Regions from separate parts of the Mus musculus genome. Here all the other regions are linked to region 3. A link is a loop called in an ENCODE intact Hi-C map of the cell type or tissue named here. Cell type or tissue: heart. All regions are shown on one strand.

Region 1 (2,500 bases), 92 kb before region 3:
CAGTACTCAGGGGACAGACAAATCTCTGAGCTGAAGGCCATCCTGTCTTACAAAGGAGACAGCCAGAGCTAAACAGAGAAACTCTGTCTTGAGAAAAACCAAAACCAAAGAATAACAACAAAAACCAAACCAACCCAAGACAACAACAAAGCCCCAGGAAATGATTTCCCCTTGTAAGTGGGCAAGCTTGGGTATTTCCTCACAGGAATGGGAAGCGGAAGAACACACATGGCCACTGTAGGGGCCGATGTTTGCTCTGTGAGGTGAAATGAAGAGGTAGTCCTGAAGACCTCTTGGAGATGAATACTCTAGGTAGAGAGATGAGCCGTCACAATGCATCAAACATTTGCCAAGCAGAGACTGTGAGGGTACTGTGTAATGAATACCGAGCAGGAGTAAGTTCAGATCGGTCAGAAAACCAGCCGGGCAGGGAGGACTCCGTAGGCCAGTGTCAAATATTGAGACTTTCTAATCCAGTTAGGTATTACTTAGGATTCTGGGAAGGGAGGGGCTGGTATGGGAAGTTGTAATTGGTGCCTTTACAGGCTCTTTTATCCTGTCTGCTTAGGAGCCAGTAGGCTGTGAAAACACTTTCAGGAAAACCATATATGCCTAGCCTTTTAGGCTTTGGGGCATGGGACACAGGGAAGAAGGTTAATTTAGGTGGGAGGCAACGGACATCCCTGTCCCCTTCAATACAAGAAGGTGTGAGAACCCGGCCCAGCAGGGCTCAAAGGCTCATGCAGCCCCTTGGGGAAATTCTCCAAGGAATGAGGGGCGGTGGTAGGAGTTCAAAGAGTGGACTGTGGGCCAGAGGCCACTAGCCTGGGTTTTATTTCCATCTTTAGCAATACTCTCCTTTAGTCACCTTATTCAAGAGGCTCCATGCCTACCTTTGTAAAAAGAGAACAACTCTTCCAGCGGGCATCCACCATCACCATAGGCCCAGGTCAAGGCTTGGCGCCACAGGAAGCAGATTAAGATCTAGGCTCTAAGCAGGTTGGCAGAGTGTGTCGCTACAAAACACGGTGGCCAAGGGTGTGACCAGCTCCACCAGGGGGCGCGCGCCCCAAGTTGCCCTTCCCCATAGGCAACCGGCTCTTGGGAGCTGCCCCAGGGACACCTGCATTCTCGCCTAGCGCCCCCAGCGGTCAGAGGTGGAAGCAACGAGACCAGGCGCGCATGCCTCGGGCTCGGTCCCCATTACTCCGGTCTGGGTACCTTCCCCAGCTTCCTTCAGGCCCGAGAAGCAGTTCATCTGGGTCCGTGAGGTCAGGAACAGAAAATACATCCAGGACAGGTGGACAACTTGAGTTTGCCCAGGACAGGAAAAAGGCAGCTCAGGTGCGCTGGTCCAGGCAGACGCCATCTGTCTTTCCAGTCCCCGGGTCTGCCCTGTCGCCCGCAGCTCCTCACGGGTTAATCCCCTCGCCGCCCGCTCGCTTCTCGGTGCCAAAGAGGGTGTTGCTGGAATTCTTGTCTCCCGTAATAAGGGGGCCGAGCTGTCCCTCCAAGGAGGGGGGCATGGCGTGGATAAAAGAGGCGAAAAAGCAGGGGGCGGTTTCCAAAAATAAAACCCTTCGGTTCCCCTTCAGACGGCGGCAGTGCGGGAGCGAAGGTGCGGCAGGCTCGGGCTCGGTGCGCAGCCCGGGCAGCTCACGCCATACAGCCCTTACCTAGGAACCCCTGGACCCCCAAACGGCTGTTTCAGAGGTCCCCTAGACGGGAAGGGGCAAGTCGCCAGGCGGGTCTGTGGAGCGAACGATGGAAAGCACCTCCCCGCGAGGTCTCCGGTGCCCACAGCTCTGCAGCCACTCTGGCGCCATGAGAGCGCCGACCACCGCTCGCTGCTCCGGATGCATCCGACGGGTGCGTTGGAGGGGCTTCCTGCCACTTGTCCTGGCTGTCTTGATGGGGACAAGTCATGCCCAACGGGATTCCATAGGGAGATACGAACCAGCTAGCAGGGATGCGAATCGGTTGTGGCACCCCGTGGGCAGCCACCCCGCAGCGGCTGCAGCCAAGGTGTACAGTCTGTTCCGAGAGCCTGACGCGCCGGTCCCCGGCTTGTCGCCCTCTGAGTGGAACCAGCCGGCCCAGGGGAACCCTGGGAGGCTCGCAGAGGCCGAGGCCAGGAGGCCACCCCGAACCCAGCAGCTGCGTCGAGTCCAGCCACCTGTCCAGACTCGGAGAAGCCATCCCCGGGGCCAGCAGCAGATAGCAGCCAGGGCTGCACCTTCTGTCGCGCGCCTGGAAACCCCTCAGCGACCCGCGGCTGCACGGCGAGGGCGGCTCACCGGGTGAGCACTGAAGAGGGGATAGGGCTGGGGGCGGGGTGGAGCAAAGGGATGCGGGTATCCCGGACAGTTACGCCTTCAGTGGAGTGCGGGTCCTGTCCCTTTGTCCTCAGTAACTACTAGAGAAACCGCTCCGAGGTTCCGAAACCGGGGCTCGGACCAGCTTTCAAAAAGTTATTTTGGGGAAAATAAATCTACTATCT
Region 2 (2,500 bases), 250 kb before region 3:
AGAAGACTGTGACCAGGACTGAATCCAGGGACCACGGAGCTACACGGTTCAGCTGTGCTTGGTCTATCTGTTAAAGCCTAGGGAAAGGAGTATTCTTGCATATGTCTAACTACTTTTAAAGATGTTCAAAGCTTTCACTTTTCCAAAATTTATGTTTTTACAATAAAAATGTATGCTTATTGGAATTTTAAAAATCCAACATCACTGCCAAGCATTGGTTGCCCATGACTTTAATCCCAGCACCCTGGAGGCAGAGGCAGGCAGATCTATGAATTTAAGGCCAGCCTGGTCTACATACAGAGGAAGTTCTAGGATAGCCAGTACTACACAGAGAAACCCTGTCTAGAAACACAAAAACAAAACAAAACAAAATAAATCCTACATCATATAAACATACACAGTAAAAAAAAAAAAAAAAGAATCTCATTTTCTGAGCACACATTTTCCCATACCGGATACATCCCAGGTCTTGATGGATTCTGTAGTCTTGAGTCTGGGGGTGGTAGATGGTCAGCCATCTGTGGCTCAGACCCAAAGTCTTTCAACTTTTGAAGCTGCTCTTTCTGTTCTCTGTAAACAAATGAAATTGTCTTTGTACTTAAAGCATGTTTACACCATCCCAAACAACTATGATTAAAATCAAATTTAAAAAAAAATACAAACACCTAAAGACTAAAGTTCTATGCAGCGCCCATACCATACAGCACCTCAGTTATGGTAGCATTCTCTTCTTTTACACAACTAACCCATCAACCATCTAAGACCTATAATCATAAATTATCAATGATCTTCAACAATTGATTCTACAACCTGCCTTCATAGGATGTTACCTACCCACCATGTTTCTCTTTTAAGAAATCCCAAATTTTTTCTTGCTAATTGCTGTCAATATTCTACAGATTACAAAATGGACTCTGTATAAAATAACAGTCTAAGAAGGCATTTTAGGCTTTCACAGGAGGCTTATTTTGTTTGGGAGGTGGGGGTGGAACAGTTTCAGGTACCTAGGCTAGGCTTAAAACGGCCAAATAGATTTGAACTCATCACTCTCGTGCAAGCACTTGCATTACAGGGTATGTACCACTATACCTACCTCTCACATCAGTTTTTAAAACTTGAATTAGCTGACATTATTTATAAAGGAAATATTTTACATAGAAATTGAGTTTTTAAAGCATTTTGATTAATACTGCACCTATATTCTGTCAACAAGTAGCTGTGTGGAGCCACGGCCGACCATGTTAGATGAAGCAGTCTATCAAGTCATTGCCACACTCCAGAGTTCCTCCTGGCACACTTCCATTTATTTCTGTTAACTTGTCTGACCCTTTAAAAAAAAATTTTTTTTTCCCCCAAAGGGAGGAAAAAAAAGTCTCATGCCCAGCAGTGGTGGTGCACACCTTTAATTCCAGCACTCGGGAGGCAGAGACAGATGGATCTCTACGTTCCAGGACAGCTAGGGCTACATGAAGAAACCCTGTCTTGAAATTTTTTTTACATTATTTTTATTTTGTGTATGTTTTGTCTGCATGTATGTGTACCATATGCATGCAGTGCACATGGAAGCCAGAAGAGGGCAGTGGATCCTTTTGGAACTGATGATAGAGACAGTTGTACAGAGCTGCCATGTGGGTGCTGAGTATATATAGGAACCTGGATTCTCTGAAAGGGCAGTCAGTCTCCTAACCACTAAGCCATCTCTCCAGCCCCACTTGTCTAACTCCTGAATGCATATTAGTTTACTATTTGCTTTAGATGGTGACAACACTCACAGGTCTATATTCTTAAAAATAATACTCTGTATTCCTAAAGATTAATTATATACTCCTTTATTTTAATCCCTAGCTAACATCCCTTTACTTTTTCTTATAATTCCTATCGTCTACATTTATAATATCCACTACACCATCTCCAGAATGTTTACAGTATCTCTTTACATACAGCATTGTGACCCAAGGGGACACAAAGTCTATAAGGGATGTTCCTATCTCATAGAAACACTGCTTATGGTATTCCTCGTCTCTAAAGGCACACTATAACCAGTGTGCTCTAACTGTGCTAACTACTATCCAACAGCTCACATATGTTGTTAGGTTTTGCTGCCTAGGAAGGGGTTGAAGGAAAAGGGGTGAACGTGCAGCACCTTTCATCCAGCCATCTATGCAAAGCAACAACCAATGAAAAAGTAATTTTTAAGTAAGGAAAGAAAAGAAACTGGCAGTTTAGTAACCAATCACCAATCAGTTTTATGTTCTCTATAAAATAGATTTCAGAGTCAGACAGTTCAAATTCTGGGCCTGCATTTAATAACCAAGTAAACTTTAGCAAGTCTTAGTATTATTGTGAATGGCGATGATACTATTTTTCGTTGCAAGCTTTTGGACAGACGAGGTTAAGATGGGAGGATCAGTGTAGTGCCCGGAACAGTTATGTGAATTAAAGGTGCCCACAATTTAGAAGCAAGTAGCTAAACGCTCTGCAGCAAGCCTCACATCATGCT
Region 3 (2,500 bases):
CGGTGAGTGTGTGAACACAGAAGGCTCCTTCCATTGCCTCTGCAATCCCCCCCTCACCCTAGACCTCAGTGGGCAGCGCTGTGTGAACAGCACCAGCAGCACGGGTGAGTAGATGGGGGTGTGGACATCAGGGGTGTAGACCTGGCCTGGGACTCACAGTCTTCTGGGGTGTGTGCCACCAGAGGACTTCCCTGACCATGACATCCACATGGACATCTGCTGGAAAAAAGTCACCAATGATGTGTGCAGCCAGCCCTTGCGTGGGCACCATACCACCTATACAGAATGCTGCTGCCAAGATGGGGAGGCCTGGAGCCAGCAATGCGCTCTGTGCCCGCCCAGGAGCTCTGGTAAGAGGGTACCTGCAGATCTGGGCATAGCTCTGGGAAGGGGATACCTCACCCTGAAAAGAGAGCAATCAGGAAGCCCAGGCCTTGCCCTTAGTCCAGGTCATTCAGGACAAAGAAAGGCGCAAGCCTGGTCAGGAACCCCCATGTGTTCTCCTCTTGGGCCAAGAGCCAGCTGGGCCAGCTTACCGAGCTTCAGCTAGCAGGAACTAAAACCCAGCACCTTTCTCCGTCCTCCCCAACAGAGGTCTACGCTCAGCTGTGCAACGTGGCTCGGATTGAGGCAGAGCGCGGAGCAGGGATCCACTTCCGGCCAGGCTATGAGTATGGCCCTGGCCTGGACGATCTGCCTGAAAACCTCTACGGCCCAGATGGGGCTCCCTTCTATAACTACCTAGGCCCCGAGGACACTGCCCCTGAGCCTCCCTTCTCCAACCCAGCCAGCCAGCCGGGAGACAACACACCTGTCCTTGAGCCTCCTCTGCAGCCCTCTGAACTTCAGCCTCACTATCTAGCCAGCCACTCAGGTACGTGCAGCAAAACTGGAGAAGAGCCACGCCCTGCCGTCCTCTCACCCCTTCTGCCTGCCTGCCAGGGGAGGACAGGGAAGGGGAAATACACTGGGCACAGGCAGCCAAGCGTCACCCCAAACCTTAAGGAGAGTGTGACCTTTGTTGCAGTGTCGTTCTGTAGGGCTGTTGCGATCCACTGACAACCCCACCCTCGGCAGGCAACAGCGACCACCATTGTACTGGAGGGTGTAGGGTGAGAGACACGGGAACCTACGCCCTCAGACCTCAGCCTTCTTCTTTCTGACTCTCTATTAGAACCCCTGGCCTCCTTCGAAGGCCTTCAGGCTGAGGAATGTGGCATCCTGAATGGCTGTGAGAATGGCCGCTGCGTGCGTGTGCGGGAGGGCTACACTTGCGACTGCTTTGAGGGCTTCCAGCTGGATGCGGCCCACATGGCCTGTGTGGGTGAGTTTGGAGTGAGTTGGAGAACCACGCCTACCACAGGACTCCCGGCTAGGGCAGCCGGGAAACACGCTGCTGCCCCCTAGTGGGCGTGTGTCAAGCTAGTGAAAGTGGAAGCCCCAAAGACAGGTTTAATGGTCCATCCTCCACAGAAGAGAAGCAAAGACACGAAGGCATAGTCTTGGGCATGCTAAGATGACTGCTTCTTGGGTTCTGTCCCTTAGTTGACTTGTTTGGGGCGGCCTGATGAGGCAGGGGGTCTGAAGAGGGGGCCTTTGGGTGTCATATCCAGGGAAGGGGGAAGGGGCTGGTGGCTAGAGGGACCCAGAGACCCCTGCAGCTTTCTTCTTTGCTTCCATAGATGTGAACGAGTGTGAAGACTTGAACGGGCCTGCAGCACTCTGTGCACACGGTCACTGTGAGAACACAGAGGGTTCCTATCGCTGCCACTGTTCGCCAGGTTACGTGGCAGAGCCAGGCCCCCCACACTGTGCGGCCAAGGAGTAGAAGTGAGGGCTTGTGTGGGCAGCTATCTGGAAAATGGCTTCAGCCATAGGCCGTGGACTTAAGATTGCTTCCCTAGCTGGGAAGACATCGCGCTGGGAAGATGACGTGATGACATCAGGCCCGGGCTCTGGACCCAGTTCTGCCAGCCTTGCCAAATTTTTATTTCTTCCAGCTTAACTCTGGGTGTGAGCTTCCATCACTGCCTCTATGCCATTGCTTGGCTCAGACACCACAAATATCTTAATGCTTCAGCCACTGGCCATGAGACACGCCCACCAGTCTGTCCCCGGGACCACACTATAGGGCACTCATCAGGCTGTGCTCTTAGGCTGTGCAAACATTGCAGGTACCCCTTTCCAGTTGCGAGCCACACATCATCCTAGTTGTTCTGTAATGGGGACAGTGGCTGCATCCGCCCAGGGATGGTCTCTTCACAGTCTGTGGAGCAAGAGAGGGTTTGGGGAGTAGCTCCTGTCACCTCTCAGAACCAACACCACCACTCGGCCAGGCTGGCATGAGCTCTTTTTGCCACATCTCCATCTCTTAGACAGTTCTGCAGCCCCTCATCTCAGAGGATGAAGACTAATACTAACTCGCTGAGTGGTAAGAAATACAAAGGACGAGGAACAGTGAGCCTGAGAAAGTACGGCAAGAGAGTGATGTGGAAAACAT

The links. Hi-C counts contacts between places; a loop is a spot of excess contacts. Peaks named below come from ENCODE experiments on the same cell type or tissue, not always from the same donor. Only the 100,000 strongest peaks of a DNase experiment are listed, where the experiment ranks them.
Region 1: it touches region 3 in a loop (6-fold over the local background); 14 of 42 quality-filtered maps call a loop at or near these places.
Region 2: a loop joins it to region 3, with 5 times the contacts of the local background. A loop is called at or near these places in 6 of 42 quality-filtered maps.

Annotation. Positions count from the first base shown.
Region 1 is chr12:84,875,556-84,878,055 of GRCm38, reverse strand. Ltbp2 (latent transforming growth factor beta binding protein 2) reads left to right here and starts at 1,565. Exons shown (of 36, transcript NM_001370743.1): 1 at 1,565-2,300. The coding sequence starts at 1,825. It overlaps D030025P21Rik (RIKEN cDNA D030025P21 gene), which reads right to left and starts at 2,254. Exons shown (of 1, transcript NR_028577.1): 1 at 1-2,254. In heart, CTCF peaks have their summits at 914 and 1,134; a DNase peak (open chromatin) is centred at 1,105; H3K4me3 peaks cover 1,779 bases; H3K27ac peaks cover 348 bases; H3K27me3 peaks cover 2,500 bases.
Region 2 is chr12:85,031,987-85,034,486 of GRCm38, reverse strand. Ylpm1 (YLP motif containing 1) reads right to left here. Exons shown (of 21, transcript NM_178363.4): 6 at 453-570. Among named protein-coding and RNA genes, the nearest start is that of Ylpm1, 37 kb to the right of the region's middle. In heart, a CTCF peak has its summit at 1,557 (motif pointing right); no DNase peak of the experiment used is centred here.
Region 3 is chr12:84,783,578-84,786,077 of GRCm38, reverse strand. It overlaps Ltbp2 (latent transforming growth factor beta binding protein 2), which reads left to right. Exons shown (of 36, transcript NM_001370743.1): 32 at 1-104; 33 at 183-350; 34 at 593-874; 35 at 1,175-1,324; 36 at 1,683-2,500. The coding sequence ends at 1,828. Among named protein-coding and RNA genes, the nearest start is that of Isca2, 12 kb to the right of the region's middle. In heart, a CTCF peak has its summit at 1,403 (motif pointing left); a DNase peak (open chromatin) is centred at 1,357; H3K4me3 peaks cover 418 bases; H3K27ac peaks cover 882 bases; H3K27me3 peaks cover 1,585 bases.